Linked DNA regions of Homo sapiens: all the other regions are linked to region 3. The links are chromatin contacts, found by Hi-C or POLR2A ChIA-PET in ENCODE. All regions are on one chromosome and are shown on one strand. Each heading gives the region's core, a stretch centred on a gene start or an enhancer-like site at or near the end of the contact. The rest is flanking DNA. Distances are from core to core; before and after follow the strand shown.

Region 1 (5,018 bases), core at 893-3,392, 1.2 Mb after region 3:
TCAGGAGATCCACCCGCCTAGGCCTACCAAAGTGCTGGGATTACAGGCGTGTGCCGCTGCGCCCAGCCTAGCTGGAGATTTTTAATAGAGGATCCTCTGTCCACAGCACTCCTTCCCCTCACCTTTTTCTTCTTTCCTTAAATAGCTAATTCCTACCTTCCAAGGGTGGCTCTATGAAGCCTTTGCTGACTCCTCCAACCTGGTTTAAGTGACTTCCTATGCCCTTTATGGTATCCTGTGTTACTACTACCATGATTATGATGCATTATAATTGCCTGCTAACTTACTGTCCAGGCCCGAGTTAGAAATGCATCCTTTTTCTTTTTTTTTTTTTGAGACGGAGTCTTGCTCTGTCGCCCAGGCTGGAGTGCAGTGGCGTGATCTCGGCTCACTGAAAGCTCTGCCTCCCGGGTTCACGCCATTCTCCTGCCTCAGCCTCCCGAGTAGCTGGGACTACAGGCGCCCGCCACCATGCCCGGCTAAATTCTTTTTTTTTTTTTTTTTTCAGTAGAGACGGGGTTTCACCGTGTTAGCCAGGATGGCCTCGATCTCCTGACCTCGTGATCCGCCCGCCTCGGCCTCCCAAAGTGCTGGGATTACAGGCGTGAGCCACCGCGCCCGGCAGAAATGCATCTCTTATTCACCACTGTACCTCTCTCTGGTAACCAGCATAATGCTAGGCATATAATAAGCACTAAATAAATATTTGTTGAATTAAGAGTCTTTAGCAAGAAAGCCAAGTGCCTTAAGCCTAGAGTATAGTTTCAGCCTGGAAAGGAGTAGCCAATAATGCCTAATGGACTCAAGTGGTCACAAGATGCCATCATTGAGAAGGGACGTTCAAAGATCACAGAACTGAACACATGGAAAAAGCTGAGATCCAGGAGGAGACCTGAGGTGTCCAAAGCCACAGAGAAAAGCAGCAGCAGCAGCAGTACAACAATTTTGGCTCAAATCTGACTTCTAAGCTGGTTTGCAGGCTGTAAGTTCAGTGCAGAAGGCCAATCTCTAGGGTATCCACCTCTGCCATGCGGGCAGATTAAGATCCGGTTTTCTGTAGAGCAGGCTTGGCGCTCAGGTAAGGGATATGGATGGGTTCGCAATTGACGAGTGAGTGGATACAGAGTCTGGTTTGGAGTTCCAGGTCTGAGATCCAGTTTGGGTCGCGGGTTCAGGTCTCCCTCCCTCCCCTCCCCTCCCCCTCGGCGCACTCACATGCCACCCTGTGAATGACCCAGAAGGTGATGCCCACCTCCGCCAGGCAGAGGCAGGCGGCCACCAGCAGCGTGTAGCGCGGCTCCCGCAGCAGCAGGCGCCGCTCTTGCCAGGCGCGCTGCAGCCATTGCTTGCAGAGTCCCTCTGCCTGGGCCGCGGAACCGGACCGGCCGCGTTTCCGCAGCCCAGCCGCCATCTTAACGGTGCGCCGCTTGTGTGGGCCCACCACCCCCGGAAACCCGAACCTTCGACACTTAGGTTCCGCTTCCCGTGCCTGGCGTCCCACCAGGCTAAGCGCCGATCCGAGTAGCCAGTCTTCATTTACTCCACTAAAATGTAATTTTTCTGCATTTGTCTCCTCTGATGCACTCCACGCTCCATAGGAGCAGGGACAATGTCTTACTCCTCAGTTTATACCCAGCCCTGGGTACACAGGCGCTAATTTAGAACGAATGTCCAGAAAAGCAACATTCCTGCCTACCTCCCCCACAACCGCTGAAGCCAGCATTCTCCTTCGCCTGCGCTGGGAACATCTGTGTTCATGCTGTCTCTCCAGGAGGGCAAAGCCCCTGTTCGCGCCCCTCCTGCCTGCCCTTCGAGCCTTCCGGATGCTGAGAAAAATGAACCTTTCACTAATTTTCAGATTTCCTGATAAAAGTCATTCATATTGAAAATATGAGAGGACGCAGTGATGAGCCCACGTGAGTCTGACACCTTGAGTGCGGCCCTAGGAAATGACTTGGCAGTACAGCCGGAGGATTCAGGGTCTGGACGATAGTTTTCCCAGCCGGAGGATTCTTCGAAGAGCGCTTAGTAAAGGACGGAAGTTCCACGTGTTTGTGTTGAGCAACTGCAGGTGGTGGGCGGAGACACCAGCGCCCCGCCTTCTGCATCCTGCCTTCCGTATTGGCTGAAGGGCCGGCGGCTCTGGCTGCCCGGCGGTTGAGAGCATGGCCTCTCCAGGGGCAGGTAGGGCGCCTCCGGAGTTACCGGAGCGGAACTGCGGGTACCGCGAAGTCGAGTACTGGGATCAGCGCTACCAAGGCGCAGCCGATTCTGCCCCCTACGATTGGTTCGGGGACTTCTCCTCCTTCCGTGCCCTCCTAGAGCCGGAGCTGCGGCCCGAGGACCGTATCCTTGTGCTAGGTGGGTAATCCCGGCGCGGCCCCGCCAGGTAGAGCTGGCAGGACCGGCGCCGCATGGGCTTGGCCTGGTCCGCTTTCCTCCCGCCTGTCTATCCCTCTTGGAGGACGCCTGCGTTGGGACGCGAGATCCAGCTCCTTCAGAGTCCCGGCTGTATTTAGTCAAGGCTAACAGGAGTAAGAGATTGTTGGTCCCGGGGCCCTCTGGAGAAAGACAGTCCCTCAGAGTTTGAGCGTTGGGGGTACCCAAGACCCTGTCCGGACCCTCGGGAGGCAGGCAGCCTTGGGGACCGGATTGCTCAGAGGACCGAGATCAAGTCCTAGCGCTAATTGACTTGTAAAACTTAGGACAAGTCATGAACCCGTTCTGAGCTTTAGATTCAGTTCTAGAAATGGTACTGCGAGTTCACATCGGAGGCGGCACGCGCAGGCACCTCGAGAATAATGCCCAGCGCTTTTCTTTTTGCCCCTGGGCACTGGGAGCCAGAGTCACCTAGAGAGAGTCCTGTCTGAAACTTGGTCCTATGCCTTAGAGAGTGAGAACAGCACCCTCTAGGGGTGGAGGGGAGATTGCCGCCCAGGGTGATACGATTCCCCAAAGGGAGACGTGCTGGAGGAAAGGTAGGGCTCTGGGGTGTTCGGCTGACCTCTTGAGGTTCTCTCCTAGTGTCAGCCTTGGAGGCGCTAGTAAAGTTTGAATGAGCAACAGATTTTCTTCCAATTGTCGTTTTTACTTTGCTCTTTGTAAAAGCCTTTGTATGTTTAAGTGAAGTCTTTAATAAATAAAAAAGGTATATGTAATATATATGTAAGGTATAAATAACAAATCTAATGTGTGTGTCTATTCCACTCAGTTTGAGAAATAGAACATTACTAGGGATAGAAAAAAAAGTATAATTTAGTGGTTAATAACTTGGCTGGGCGCGGTGGCTCACGCCATTAATCCCAGCACTTTGGGAGGCCAAGGCGGGCGGATCACCTGAGGTCGGGAGTTCGAGATCAGCCTGACCAACATGGAGAAACCCCATCTCTACTAAAAATACAAAAAATTAGTCGGGTGTGGTGGCGCATGCCTATAATCCCAACTACTTGGGAGGCTGAGGCAGGAAAATCGCTTGAACCAGGGAGGCGGAGGTTGTGGTGAGCCAAGATCATGCCATTGCACTCCAGCCTGTGCAAGAAGAGCAAAACTCTGTCTCAAAAAAAAAAAAAAAAAAAGAAAAGAACTTGGACTCTGGGCTGGCCTCATGATTCATGCTCATAATCCCAGCACTTTGGGAGGCCAAGGTGGAAGGATCACTTGATCGCAGGAGCTCAAGACCAGCCTGGGCAACATAGTGAGATCCCATCTCTACAAAAAATTTAGGCCAGAGCAGTGGCTTATGCTTGTAATCACAACACTTTGGGAGACCAAGGCGGGTGGATCATTTGAGGTCAGGAGTTCAAGACAAGCCTGGCCAACATGGTGAAACCCCGTCTCTACTAAAAATACAAAAATCAGCCAGGTGTGGTGGCACGTGCCTGTAATCCCAGGTACTTGGGAGGCTGAGGCAGGAGAATCACTTGAGCCCAGGAGGTGGAGGTTGCAGTGAGCTGAGATTGCACCACTCCACTCCAGCCTGGGTGACAGAGTAAGACCCTGTCTCAAAAAAAAAAAAAATTAAAACTTAGCTGGGCATGGTGGCCTGTGCCCATAGTCCGAGTTACTCAAGAGGCTGAGGCAGGAGGATCGTTTGAGCCAGGAGATCCAGGCTGCAGTGAGCTGTGATGGCTCCAATGGGCTCCAGCCTAGGCGACAGAATGAGACCCTGTCTCAAAACAAAGCAAAACAAAAAACAAACAAACAAAAAACCACCTTGGACTCCAGAGGCAGTGAATTATGTTGGAATCTTGGCTCGGCTTATACTGGCTGTGTAATCCTGGACAAAATACTTGAATTTCTGTGCTTCCATTTTCTCAACCTTAAAAACATAAGCATATTTATTAATTGGGCTTTAAGTTGATTAAATGAGCATGAAGGATACCTAGAACAATGCCTGGCAAAATGAAAAGTATATTCAAGGTTCTCTGTGTGGTCCTCCTAAAACCCCTTCTCCCCACAAGTAAACACTTTCTTGAATCTGTGATTTTAAACCATTGCACTTATTTATAGATTTACCTTAGATCTGTTTTCTCAAGCTTTAGTGTGTATCAAAATTACCTGGGGAACTAGACTGCACTGTGAGATTCTAATTCCAGGGATGGTCTAATGTGGGTCTCAGGAATCTGTATGTTCAACAAGCTTCACAGCAGATTCTTATGCTGGTGATTGGCAGAGTAACACTGCCTTAAAATCTGCTTGACTGGTTTTTCACCAAACTGATGCTTTAAAAAAAATCTGCTTAACTGGGAACTATCCTTTTCTGGATAGGAGGGGCAAGAAGTCTAAAAATCAAAAGGGGAATTTCTAGAATCCCCAAGATGTAAGAACAGGACCCACAACTTGGGAAATACTCTACGTTACATTCCACCTCAACAGACTTAAGTTGAGTGCCTGATAAGAGCCAGAGAATGTGCTGGGCCCTTTCTAACTTACTTAATCCTTATGACAACCCCTGAAGACAAGTCAAAAGTACTAAGAGACTTACTCCAGGTTAGGGGTCTGTAAACTTTGTTTGAAAA
Region 2 (3,465 bases), core at 266-2,765, 1.0 Mb after region 3:
TTAAAATAAATTCTGCAATCGGACCTACTTTCCATACCCAAACACCCCCCCAAGAGTGTGTGTGTGTGTGTGTTTGTGTGTGTGTGTGTGTGTCCTATTTAATTCCTTCTCCCCTCCCCCATTTCTACCTCTGGATTTGTAGGGCAGTTGAACATTCCTTTTCTACAACGTGCATTCATTTAATGGAAAACTTTTACTTAGTTGGCTTCAGCCTTTCCTTTTCTAGGATAAATCAAATGGTTTTCGTTCCGCACCCTAACGAGGCAAGAAATGACAAACTCCTCGGTCCCCCTAGGCGGGCGCCGGAGCACGACGGGTCAAGTCGGAATCGCCACGTGGAAACAGCTCTCAGCATCGCGAACTCCAAATCCCGACGTGCAACGCGGGGCGGGATGGGAACAGTTTGCAGGAACTGCAGAAGCCTGTGGCGTGGAACCTGGACAGGTCCCGTGCAGAAAGGGCGCTATGCCTTACAGAAAAGTTCCTTGCCTCCCAAATGACGCCCAGCCTTCCTGCCCCGTTCCACCGCTTTCCCACGGCCCCGCCCCTCTACAGAGTTGGTTTATTCCCCGCAGCCACCGCTTCTTTCCCCAAAGAGAAAAAGGTGCTGCTGCGCCTTTTCAAGCCTTGGACCTTTACGCCCGCACTTTCCTCTGCCCAGAAAGCTTACTGCTTAACTCCAGTACAACTTACTGGTGCGCCTGGATCCACCCCCGTCTCCACTCTGCTTAAGACACAGGAGGCTGATAGGCTGGAAGAATGAATAGATGACATAAAATAGTCATTGTTATCCCCACATAACTTGGCAGCAAGATTGTGGAACTCTGCAGTCAGACAGATCGGGTTCCAATACCAGTTCTTCCACTTACTAGCTGGGTAAACTTCCTTCATCCTTCTGAGAGTTCAAGAAACGTTTGCTGAACGAATGAATAAGATGTTTTGCAGAGATAATGCTTGTATCGTGCCTGGCCCAAAATCAGCGCTCAATGGAATTACTGGTCTCCCTACTATATGCCTGCCACCTTCTCTATTTATGCAGGTTCTGAGTTCCTCGCAGCGGGGGAACATCTGGCTCGGTTCTATCTCCCCAAGGCGCTGGGTTCCCAGAAGTTTCTAGAATGAATACGGAGGGCTACATATTTCACATGCGCGGGGCGGGGAAACTGCTGGGCGATTACAGATTCCCGATGGAGCTGGCCCCTTCGTGGCGACCACAAGTCCTATCACGCCACAAGAATCTCGGCTTGTTCACCTACAAATGAAGGCCGACGATACTTGCAGACCGAGTCTGACATCTATGGGACCCCACTCCTACCCTGCGCCTCAGGGGCCGGGACAACCGTGACCCGTACCGACTCCTCGCGCCTCCGGGATCAACCTCAGACCCCTGTGGGCTCCCGGGGAAGACGCATGCGCACTGCTCCCTCCTCGTCTCCTTCCCTTCGTTAATTAGTCCATCGCATTTCAAGTGCTGGATCCTTTTTGTCCCCTACTGCGTGCGGTGGCAGCTTCCTTGCGGAAGTGGTGACCGTGAGAGAAGAAGATGGCGGCCCCTGTAGTGGCGCCGCCTGGTGTGGTGGTTAGTCGGGCTAACAAGCGCAGCGGCGCGGGGCCGGGAGGCAGCGGTGGCGGGGGAGCCAGAGGGGCGGAGGAGGAACCGCCGCCGCCCCTACAAGCAGTTCTGGTGGCCGATAGCTTCGATCGCCGCTTCTTCCCCATCTCCAAGGACCAGCCTCGGGTGAGCGCCGCGCACGCGAGCAGCCAGAGGGCAGGAAGGGTGGCAGGGCTGGAGCAAGTTCTCATTTCGGCTAACTACAACAGCATGCCCTTGAAGGACCTGCGTCTATGCTGTTATCCTAAAACCGGATGCAGAGGGACTGTCTAAACCCTGATGACTGCTGACCAAGTTAGTGGCCGGCAGATTTGGGCATTCGTAATGCTGTCCACCTCGGGTTTGAAAGGAATGAAGAGAGCTAAATGTAGAAACAGCGCTTGAGAGAAGCCTTCACGCGGGGATTCAGTGCCCCTAGAAGAGGCTGCGCCGCTTTTAACCTTGCCGATGACGGTTGCTTAGGTGAAAAGAAACGACCTTTTGCCTCTGAAAGGGCGGTAATATGCCTTAAAAAGAGCGGGCTAGATCTCAGGCAGTGTATTTTTTTTTTCCTTCCAGGTTCTAATGATAGCCGGTGCTATCTGTCGAAAGGACAAAATGGGTTTAGTGGTTGATTGCCATCAGCCCCCGAGTTGTCTAGACAATGGGGTATTGGACTCAGCTGGGTCGTTCAGCAGTCAGTTCAGAAAGAGGGAACTGCATTGGATTTAAGGAAAATCCTCTCTAATTCCCTCGAAAAAGCCTAATGGCTGTTCATTTTTGACAAGTGACGGGAGATGGCTAACCTCTGACACTTAGAAAGGGATCAAGGAAGGAAATCTTATGGGGAAGAAGGCCTTAGCAATGCTTAAATTTATGGAAATATGATTGATTTCCAGTATTATCCTTTGCCAGCAGTGAACTGCCATTCTGTCACAGCTCTGTGTCTGATACAAGGCACATAGATTCTGTACTTACCATCCCCAAATTGCAATGTCTCAGACTCAGGCTTAGAGCATGGCATGAACATCAAAGGCAGGAACCTGTTTATCTTTGAATTGGAAAGATACAGCAAAATTACACTGTTTGGAAATACGAATAGAGGAGTGAAAATTGTTGCAGTGGGGTACCCAAAGGGATTCGAGACCTCAAGTTTTTTTTCATCTTGTATCCTTCAGGTCCTCTTGCCCCTGGCCAATGTGGCATTAATTGACTACACTCTGGAATTCCTGACTGCCACAGGTGTACAGGAAACATTTGTCTTTTGTTGCTGGAAAGCTGCTCAAATCAAAGAACATTTACTGTAAGGCCCTGCAACTTTTCTTTCCATGTTTCGCCATCTTTTTCCAGTTTTTTCAGGATGAATGTAACTAAGGGGAAATGTGAGAGGGGAAAAATGTGTCTACTTAGATGTCATTGTAAGTTCTAAGGGTATTTTCTACACTTATCAGGAGGTGAGCAGCTGAAACTTTGTATCTGTCTGTCTTGGGTTTTCTGTGACAAAGATTAAAGAATAAACTTGGGTTTTTTCTGAATCTCATTATAAAGTTTGGTGCCAGTGGACTTTGCTTTTATTTAATGGCTTCAGTATGGAAGTTACAATGATAACATCTTTGTTTTCCCACTGAGTTTCTAAATCTTGTTTGTTCTCACCTTCAAGGATATAAATGAGCTCCTTGTCATCTTTGTATTCCCACTGCCTAGCTCAGTCCCAAGCATATAGTGAGCACTTACATGTTTGTTGAAATCTTGAAAACTAGGGAATCGCATTGCTTATGGAAGTCCAGGATGTAAAGACTAGGACATTAGCATGGTCTCCATCAGACAGTTCCTAAATGTTATATGGATTGCAGAAGGGGAAAGCTGACGTGAAG
Region 3 (4,487 bases), core at 1,210-3,709:
AGAAAGAGACAGAGATCCCACTTAACTGTAATCCACTATCCCAACAATGTTCTGATCATCTATTCCATTTTTCACAATTATCTAAGCTGCAACTTAAAAGCAATGGCTTAAACAAGATTAAGAAGCTGCTTCCCCGGAGCTTGCAGTGAGCCGAGATTGCGCCACTGCAGTCCGCAGTCCGGCCTGGGCGACAGAGCGAGACTCCGTCTCAAAAAAAAAAAAAGAAGCTGCTTCCCTGATTCAAGGTAGCTCTATACCAGCTTATTGTCATGTCTATAATTCTGCCACCAGAGATTATTTTCTGTGAGCTACTAAAGATTCATAACATAAAAATAATGTAAACTATCTGTGCTGTTAAGATTTTTTTGTTTTTGTTTTATTTGAGATGGGATGTCACCCAGGATGGAGTACAGTGGTGTGATCATGGCTCACTACGGCCTGGAACCCCTGGACTCAGGCCGTCCTCGCCCTCCTCATCCTCCCAAGTAGCTGTGACTACAAGTGTGTGCCACTACGCCTGGCTAATTTTTTAATGTTTTGTAGAGATGAAGCCTCACTGTGTTGCCCAGGCTGGTCTTGAACTCTTGAACTCAAGCAATCCTCCCACCTTGGATCCCACAGTGCTGAGAAACTGCTGAAAATACAGGCATGAACCAAGTCTCCTGGCAAAGAGTTTTACTTCTATAAGCCATTAACAACTCTAACACTCTCCAGAGTGACATACTTGAGGATAGTTCTTTAGACAATAGCTAAGCTTTGAAAGGGAAGACAGGAAATGGGTCTATGGTACTATCCTGAAGAGCCCTGGAGGCCTAAGAAAAGAAAAACCAGAAGAACAAGAAGAACATTAACATTACTTACACCAACTTTTTTTTTTATTTTTTTATTTTTTATTTGAGACGGAGTCTTACTCTGTCGCCCAGGCTGGAGTGCAGTGGCGTGATCTTAGCTCACTGCAAGCTCCGCCTCCTGGGTTCACACCATTCTCCTGCCTCAGCCTCCCGAGTAGCTGGGACTAACAGGCGGGACTATAGGCGCGTGTCACCACGCCCGGCTAAATTTTTTGTATTTTTTAGTACAGACGGGGTTTCACCGTGTTATCCAGGTTGGTCTCGATCTCCTGACCTCGTGATCTGCCCGCCTCGGCGTCCCAAAGTGCTGCGATTACAGGCGTGAGCTACCGCGCCCCGCCAACTTCCAACAACTTTCTTATGTTTCTCTGGGGCACTCCTACAATTAAGTAACTAAAAAGGGCATCTACAATATTTCTGGAAAATAAAAGCAAGCAAACGTTCATATAAATGGTTGAGTTTGCATTTATAGACTGATCTTATGTACCAGATTGTGCTTAAACCTCATTCCATGAATTAATTCATTTAGTTTTCACAACCCAAGGTACTCGTATCATCTCCAAGGTGAGGAAATTAAAGAAGAAATATTAAGTAACTTACCCAAAGTCACACACCTAGTGAGTAGCTAACTAAGACCTCAGCCTTGACTGCAGAGTCTGTGCCCTTGAACACTAAACTGTCAATCTTTCCAGAATGATGAAGGATGATAACGATGAAGCAAAAGAAGACAAAGAAGCAAAGCTATCTACAAGCCTGAGGGTTTTTTCACTGCCAGAGTTATTGCCACCAAAGCTTAGAGCTCAAAATTTGAAACAGAGCTGGAGTCAGGTGAGCTAGACTGAGTCATCTGATAGCGTTGTTCAAACTTGGGTACAAGAGTTTTTGACAAAATAATTTCCCAGCTCTGTGGAAGGTACATTTGCTCTTCTTGACAACTTCACTCTTCTAACAATGAGAAGGAACTCCAGGAGTCTTTCTCTGAACTGGACACCTGATGGGGCACAGCTGAACTGAAAAATGGCTTTGAGGGCATCCCGGCCCCATTTCTTACTAGCTGTGTTTCGTTGAGGAAGTCGTTGATCCCTTTGGGCTTCCCCGGAACCGGATTATAACAACGCTCCCACCTAAGGGGTGCTGCGAAAGCCCGATGTAAACGGCTACGAGCTGCAGCGACGGCGAGGGGAGCCTGGAGGATGGCGGGCCCAGTCCTCAGAAATGGAAAAACAGAAGCCAAAGGCGCGCTGAAGCGTGGATGTGCGGAAGCGGGGAGAAAGGGAAGGGCTGGTGGGGATGTCTTCCTCCCGACGCCGTGACTGCCGGCAGAACCCCTCCGAAAGTGCCTGGGGTTTTCCTACCGTCCTCCCCACACCGACCCTGGGTTCCGCCGCACCTCCCACCGCTCACGCGGGTCCGTGCACCCCTCGCTCCCGCCTCTGCCCACTGAGCCATGGCCCCTCCACCCACCTCGGCGGCAGGAGCAGGCTCGGGAGACGATGCCACCGGTTCCTCTCCGCCGCCACCAGCAGCACCGACACCGCAGAGGCCGCCGCCATGTCCCTGGAGCCCGGCCACTCCGTGACTCCCCAGTACAGAGGCAGCTGCGTCCCACACGCCAAACCCGTTCCTCCACTACGAAGCCTCGTGACCCCCGCCGGCCACCGTCGGAGCCTGAGCCTACCTTTGGGCTGATCCAAGAATGTGAGGGCGTCTCCACGAACACCAATCAAAGACCAGAGCCCGGCTTCAGTAGCGACGATTGGGCAGTCTGGCCACGTGCTCGTGGGGGTGTGGCCTTTGTTTCTGCGTCCCCTGGGGCCTGCTCTGACTAAGGCAAGGGTTTTCTCCATCCTCCCCCTCTTGGTTGCCTGTCACTGTTTCTTCCTGCATCCCGTGGGGTTTCTTCGCTCTCGTCACCTTCTGGGAGAAGAACCCTGGGGAAGAAGCCAAATGCGGATGGACAGCAGGATACACAATTCTCTAGTGCTCTCAGGGATGAAAAAATAAATAAGCTAAAGTGAAAATCTTTAAACCACCTGAGCTTAAAACAGGTATTCTAACTGACTATTGGGAAAAAGAGGAAGTCAAAGAGCAAACTGAGGAACATCTAGAGAATAAAGAAACTGTAAACACTACATGTAGATGCTTCATGAGGAAAGCAGGAGGGAGAAATTAGGGAAGATAAAGGAATAAATAAATGAATTCAGGAAACCAGTGTCAAAGGACTAATAAACCCACAGGTTCACAAAAAATAAAATAGTTATCTAATCAGAAATAGAGAAAAATGCACATTTGACATGATTTAAAAAACAAGCAGGGGAAAATCACAGACACAGGAAACAAATTATAGATTTGTAAGATGCTAATTTTGCTTAACTTCAAGTGAACTTAAAACTCTGGATGAAATGGATGATGTTACAAGAAAATACAATTTATCAAAATAGATCCTGGAAGAGACAAAATTTAAGCAAACCGTTACCACAGAAAAAATAGAGAAGTTTATCAAAGAACTATCCTTGCTACCACCATGGCCCACTTTCACCTTCACCTTCACCCCTAAAAGTTACAAAAGCCCTCCATGTCTTGCAAGAAAATTCCACACAAATGAGTAATTGACTCAAATGCTATTAATTCTGTCCCAGAGCACAAAAAAGATGGAAGTCTTCCAAACTCTTTTTAAAAAGTAAACATAACTTTGATACCAAAATCAACAAAGATATCACGCACACACACACGACAGACCAATTTCACATGTAAGTATCAGTGGAAAAATTCTAAATAAAATATTAACTACGCTGGGTGCTGTGGCTCATGTCTTGTAACCCCCCATTGAGATGTGACAGCGTGCTGGCAGTCCTCAGAACCCTCGCTTGCTCTCGGCACCTCCCCTGCCTGGGCTCCCACTTTGGTGGCATTTGAGGAGCCCTTCAGTCCCCCACTGCACTGTGGGAGCCCCTTTCTGGGCTGGCCAAGGCCGGAGCCCACTCCCTCAGCTTGCAGGGAGGTGTGGAGGGAGAGACACGAGCGGGAACTGGGGCTGTGTGCGGCACTTGCGGGCCAGCTGGAGTTCCGGGTGGGCGTGGGCTTGGTGGGCCCCGCACTCGGAACAGCCAGCCAGCCCTGCTGACCCCGGGCAATGGGGGACTTAGCACCCGGGCCAGTGGCTGCGGAGGGTGTACTGAGTCCCCCAGCAGTGCTGGCCCACCGGCGCTGCGCTCGATTTCTCGCCGGGCCTTGGCTGCCTTCCCACGGGGCAGGGCTCGGGACCTGCAGCCCGCCATGCCTGAACCTCCCACCCACTCCATGGGCTCCTGTGCGGCCCAAGCCTCCCCGATGAGCGCCACCCCCTGCTCCACGGCGCCCAGTCCCATCGACCACCCAAGAGCTGAGGAATGCGAGCGCACGGCGGCGCAGGACTGGCAGGCAGCTCCACCTGCAGCCCCGGTGCGGGATCCACTAGGTGAAGCCAGCTGGGCTCCTGAGTCTGGTGGGGACGTGGAGAGTCTTTATATCTAGCTCAGGGATTGTAAATACACCAGTCAGCACCCTGTGTTTAGCTCAAGGTTTGTGAATGCACCAATCGACACTCTGTATCTAGCTGCTCTGGTGGGGCCTTGGAGAACCTGTGTGTCGAAACTC
Region 4 (5,085 bases), core at 1,113-3,612, 1.7 Mb after region 3:
AAGTTTTCTACAATAAGCACACATTTTTTTTTATTATTATTAAGGCAAACAGCCCTGGAAAGGATAGCATTTGAGATTACTTCCTGCTGTGAACAGAGGTACATAAAAGGGCTGTTACTTTGGAGAGGTCTCAGAGTCAGTCTGGACCATCCTAAAATATTCTTTATTATAAGTTGAAATCTGCCTCTCTGCAACGTCCATACACAGGTCGTAGGCTTGCTTTCTTTCTACAGCTATTCAGAATAAGTCTATGAGTGTTGCAGAGATATTTCAAAAGGGTCAGTTTTTTAAAGTAATGGCAAAAACCGCAATTACTTGTGTACCAACCTAATAGCTACCTTTCCACTGCTCACCCCTATGACCCTGCTCTCCCCTACTTCTGCTAATTTCTTTTCCTCTGGATACTTTCAAAAGTTCTCTGTCACACAGGCTTTCTGGTCTCACCAGCTTGCTTATCCTTCTGTAGACAGTCTCTAGTTTAATAGCTTTACTAGAAAAATGTGATATTCAGAACCAAAGGCCGGTTTCCAGCCTTCTAAAGCACAGCTATCATCTTGCCACTCCTCTGCTCGAGTTCCTCTGGAGACTCTCACCAGAAGAGCAGAACACCCCAGCTTAGCGTGCAATGTCTTCCTGGATCTGGTCCTAGCCTTTCCAGCCTCATAGCCCACCACATCTCTAATACACACTACACCAGTGTCTTCAAACTATGGGTTGCTCTGCATCACTGAGTACTGAAATGAATTCAGTAACCAGCACTTAAAAAAAGAGAATAGAATAGAAAATACCAAGTTGCATTGTACACTCTAAGGGCAATTACTGTTTCAGCATATCTATCTATCTATCTATCTATCTATCTATCTATCTATAATGCACACTCACACATATGCGCATACTGTGTGTGTTTTTATACTAGGCCATGGCTGAAATGTATCTTTTTTTTTTTTTGAGACGGAGTCTCACTCTGTTACCCAGGCTGGAGTGCAATGGCACAATCTTGGCTCACTGCTGCAACCTCTGCCTCCTGGGTTCAAGCAATTCTCCTGCCTCAGCCTCCCGAGTAGCTGGGACCACAGGTGCATGCCACCACACCTGGCTAATTTTTGTATTTTTAGTAGAGACAGGGTTTCTCCATGTTGGTCAGGCTGGTCTTGAACTCCTGACCACCTGCCTCAGCCTCCCAAAGTGCTGGGATTGCAGGCATGAGTCACCGCACCTGGCCTGAAATGTATTTCTTACTGTGAGGGATGATTAAAAGAAGGTTGAAAGCCACTGGCCACACCACGGCTACATCAGGCCAATAACTAGTTCCCAAACTTGCTTTGTACTGCCTTTGATCCCACCCTTCCCTCAGCTAGGCATTCTCCCTGCTCTCTGCTACTGAAATCCTTCAAGGCCCTGACAAGATACCACATCCTTCCTTGAGTGTTTCACCCTTTCCCCCTGTCTGTGCGAAAATGGTGGTTCAATGTCTTTCTTTATATTACTCAAAACAGCCTGCCTTGTATTTTGTTATGTCTGTACACTGAATTCTTAGAAAATAAATACCTGGAGGACAGGGCAACACCTTCGGGTCTTCTGAAGGCCCAGAAGTCTAGTGAACCTAGCTGATGCTCAAAAATGTCTGCCCAACCGAATATTTTCTGTATCTCCTTCCAAGAGTATCTTCTGGTGTTCTTCCTCCTGTTTTCTTGACCTATATAGCCCCCAGCAGGCCTAAAATCTGTGTCCTGGGGCTAATGTTACGTACAGTGATGACTCTAGAAACCAGTCTGTTCTGAAAGCTTTCACCTTTCTTCAGGAGCGATAAGAGAAATAAGCATACGTTTTTGTTCATTTTTCAGATGTTTCCTTTATTTGAGACTATGTTTCTCCTGTATTTTTGGTGTTAAGATGTATTTTGGGGAGCAACACTGATGATATATTACAAGATAATAGTTGGTATTTTAGTATGTGTGTGCCTATTGTACTTATTTGACACAATAAATAGGCAATTCTGAGTTCATCTTTTAAAAAAAAAAAAAAGTTAAAAAAAATTTACTGGTTGCAAACTCCAAAAGGCAGGGAATCAACTTCCCTTCTGGGCTGGCTGCAAGTAAGTTCACTTTCTTAAAGGAGGAGCTTTCTCCTCTCACCTCAAGGACTGTTATTTATTTGTCTGCGCTACTCTTTCGACGTTTCCATTCTCTTGGTCCTCAAGATGTGAATCACCCATTTTTTCCGTAGGGGGGAAGACGGCGTATCTCTGGCCCTTTAAATAGGGGCGTGGTGAAGAGGCGCGGACCGCCCAGGAGGGGGAGCAGTGCGAGGAGGAAAGCGGAAGCGCTGCCCGCAGTGGTAGGTAGTGCGCGTGCGTGAGGCTAGAGCAGTGGGTGCGGTCACGTGGGCCGGCGGTCCACGGCCGGAATGGCAGCAAGCTCAGGTAACGAGTTTCCAGAGAGCGGGCCCGTGGAAGGAGACAGGATTGAGGGGCCGTATTCAGGGTAGGAGGAGAGCGCGCGACAGGTCTCTGAGCCTCGGCGTCTCCTCCCCGCGCGACAGCGGCGGGACCTCGGGGAGCGAACAGAGCAGCCCCTGACGGGCTAACCGGACCCGAGCCACGGGCCGGGCGGGGTTGATTCTCGAGTGGAGGGGCGTGTCGTACGTTGGCCCGGAACTGGGTCGGGCAATTTCCACTTACTGGTTCCAAATGAATGTGAAAATTCAAATGGGCTTAAGTAAAAAGGGATTTATTGGCTCCAAACCTGGAAGGGGCTGAGGTATCACTAAATCCAGTGACTCCGGTGATGTATTTGTGTATCTCTCCCTTTCTGCAAAGGGCCAGTAACCCCTCAGTTCCCTATCTACTTTGCGACTATAATTGCAAGCCTCATTCTGTCCTGTTACAGTCGTGCGGCAATTAGGCTGAGGGACTGGCGCGCCCGCTCCCCCGACTGTGAGCCTAGGCGGCGGGTGTCATGCCCCTCCCCACTCCCGGGCGGAACAGGTGTGTAGCCGGTCTGTCGGGCCTGGGAAACAGGTGTGGACCCCTTTAGCCTCCAGGGACTGATATCAAGGTGCCTGAGCCTGAGGCTTAGATGGGGTGTCCACCTCTTAGGATCGGTGCGCACCCTGTGAGGCTGGTTCCAGTTTGTCTCCGCGTGCAAGTTGTGCACCAGAGTGAGGGCAGCAGGGTGAAAGGTGGGCCTCTGAAGTTCGAGGCTACTCCTGTGCCTTGGCCAGTTCTTTGTGCTTGGCATCTGGGGAAGGAGGGAAACAGCTGCTCAGAGTGTCTGGGTGTACAAAATGGGGGTGCTTTACAGGAGGATAGGGTGGGAGGAGGTAGGATCGGTGAGAGGTTCCATGGCCGTGGGTTATCAGGAATAGCTAGCTGGGGAGCCTTCTTTAAATAAGCAGGCCCCCTCCACTTCTTAGATTCTTGTTAGAATGAATAGGAAGGCTTCTGGCCTCTGCACCATCCACCCTCTACCATACTCTACTTTCCCCTACTGAAAAACCCCAAAACCCAAGCAAAACAAGCATGGATGTTAGCTTGTGGTGCTAAACCTTACTCCAAATGTCTGCATTTGGGAGACAATTACATGTTAATTGTCTGTGTATGTCTATGTCTGCCTGTGTGGGTTTGAGGTATATCTAATATAAATGTGGATGGAGAATCTGCATATGTTTGTGTAAGACGTGGGTTTGCTCATGGTTAAATTTAAGCACAGAATAGGTATTGAATCCTCTGGCAATAGCTGGCCTGTTCCATAGAATATGCAATAAAGATAAATGGAAAAAAAATTCGTTGAACTACTGGGCTTTATATGGTCAAAGAGGCATTTGTGAGAAAATTCTTTCCAGAGCTCTAACAGAGTAATATGTTGATTTTTTCTTTATATTTAATATATTTGCTTCGTATCTGGACCATTGTCAGCAGATGGATGTTTTCTGTCTTCCAGAATATTGGGACATGTTGGTGATTCTTAGCTGTATCTCACTATTCCATTGACATTTCAACCAGTGTGACACAAAATGTCAGTTATGTATGTGAATGAGAAGTAAGATCTTTTGAATTTAATGAAGTATGTTTAACTTTGGATCTATTGATAGCTTTCATAGAGTTTAGATCGTATGTTCTCTTGATCCACAGCTGTAGGTGTCATCGGTACATAGTGGTAAGATCAAACTGTTGTATTCTTAACTGAATCTTGAATGAATATTTGACTTATCTTCACGCTGTATGACATTATTAAATGTGTTCTGTGTTTTAGCAAGGAAATATAGCTTTGCGTTGGATTTTTCACTGTTATGAATTTCTTAGGTTTACTGTAATAGCAATTATACTTTTTTAGTCAAAGATATTTCTGTTGCAAGTGACAGAAAATTCAAATGGGCTTAAGCTAAAAGGGATTTATTGGCTCCAAACCTGGAAGGGGCTGGGGTATCACTATATCACTAAATCCAGTGACTCCAGTGATGGAGTACTTGTGTCTCTCTCCCTTTCTGCAAAGGACCAGTAACCCCCAGTTCCCTATCTCCTCTGCAACTGTAATTGCAAGCCTCATTCTTCCTGTTACAGTCATGGGACAGTTAGGGGATATGTTCTGAGAAATGTGTGGTTAGGCAAATTTTGTCATTGTGCATGCATCATAGTGTACTTACACAAACCTAGATGGTGTAGTCTGCTACACACCTAGACTATGTGGGATGGCCTGTTGCTGCTAGGCTATAAACCAGCACAGCATGTTACTGTACTGAATACTGTAGGTGGTTGTAACACAATGGCCAAGTATTTGTATATCTAAACATAGAAAAGGTACAGTAAAAATACAGTTTAAAAGATTGAAAAATGTGAACCTGTGTGGGGCACTTACCATGGATGGAGTTTGCAGGACTGGAAGTTGCTGTGGGTGAGGCAGTGAGTAGTGAGTGAGTGTGAAGGCCTAGGACATTATTGTACACTACTGTAGACTTTTTGAACACTGTACACTTAGGCTACACTGAATTTATTAAAAATTTTTTCTTTCTCCAATAATAAATTAACCTTAGCTTACTGTAATGTAACTTTTATGTTATAAACTTTTTAATTTAAAAAAGTTTTTA

What was found. Hi-C counts contacts between places; a loop is a spot of excess contacts on that map. ChIA-PET counts read pairs that join two places held with the same protein, here RNA polymerase II (POLR2A). Pooled maps may share reads with other maps.
Region 1: a map of CD4-positive, alpha-beta memory T cell shows a loop between it and region 3 (22-fold over the local background). The contact joins the promoter of EEF1AKMT4 here to the promoter of MCCC1 in region 3. A Hi-C loop is called at or near these places in 2 of 168 maps with a recorded cell type or tissue (CD4-positive, alpha-beta memory T cell and naive thymus-derived CD4-positive, alpha-beta T cell) and 11 of 50 pooled maps.
Region 2: a map of naive thymus-derived CD4-positive, alpha-beta T cell shows a loop between it and region 3 (20-fold over the local background). The contact joins the promoter of EIF2B5 here to the promoter of MCCC1 in region 3. A Hi-C loop is called at or near these places in 1 of 168 maps with a recorded cell type or tissue (naive thymus-derived CD4-positive, alpha-beta T cell) and 12 of 50 pooled maps. POLR2A ChIA-PET finds 5 or more read pairs at or near these places in 1 of 52 experiments (WTC11).
Region 4: a map of B cell shows a loop between it and region 3 (6-fold over the local background). The contact joins the promoter of VPS8 here to the promoter of MCCC1 in region 3. A Hi-C loop is called at or near these places in 3 of 168 maps with a recorded cell type or tissue (B cell, CD4-positive, alpha-beta T cell and naive thymus-derived CD4-positive, alpha-beta T cell) and 10 of 50 pooled maps.

What each region holds. Positions count from the first base shown.
Region 1 is chr3:184,247,530-184,252,547 of GRCh38, forward strand. It overlaps EEF1AKMT4 (EEF1A lysine methyltransferase 4), which reads left to right and starts at 2,143. Exons shown (of 3, transcript NM_032331.4): 1 at 2,143-2,361. The coding sequence starts at 2,166. ALG3 (ALG3 alpha-1,3- mannosyltransferase) reads right to left here and starts at 1,433. Exons shown (of 9, transcript NM_005787.6): 1 at 1,216-1,433. The coding sequence starts at 1,411. It overlaps EEF1AKMT4-ECE2 (EEF1AKMT4-ECE2 readthrough), which reads left to right and starts at 2,143. Exons shown (of 19, transcript NM_014693.4): 1 at 2,143-2,361. The coding sequence starts at 2,166. RefSeq lists enhancers at 14-757, 758-1,501, 1,700-1,749, 1,830-1,889, 1,920-2,029.
Region 2 is chr3:184,133,843-184,137,307 of GRCh38, forward strand. EIF2B5 (eukaryotic translation initiation factor 2B subunit epsilon) reads left to right here and starts at 1,516. Exons shown (of 16, transcript NM_003907.3): 1 at 1,516-1,738; 2 at 2,770-2,894. The coding sequence starts at 1,544. EIF2B5-DT (EIF2B5 divergent transcript) reads right to left here and starts at 1,419. Exons shown (of 2, transcript NR_183721.1): 1 at 694-1,419; 2 at 1-436. RefSeq lists enhancers at 1-546, 1,416-1,475, 1,796-1,865 and a silencer at 1,616-1,725.
Region 3 is chr3:183,097,037-183,101,523 of GRCh38, forward strand. It overlaps MCCC1 (methylcrotonyl-CoA carboxylase subunit 1), which reads right to left and starts at 2,460. Exons shown (of 19, transcript NM_020166.5): 1 at 2,316-2,460. The coding sequence starts at 2,404. RefSeq lists an enhancer at 2,386-2,525.
Region 4 is chr3:184,809,804-184,814,888 of GRCh38, forward strand. VPS8 (VPS8 subunit of CORVET complex) reads left to right here and starts at 2,363. Exons shown (of 48, transcript NM_001009921.3): 1 at 2,363-2,422. RefSeq lists enhancers at 2,181-2,230, 2,291-2,490 and silencers at 4,524-4,613, 4,624-4,673.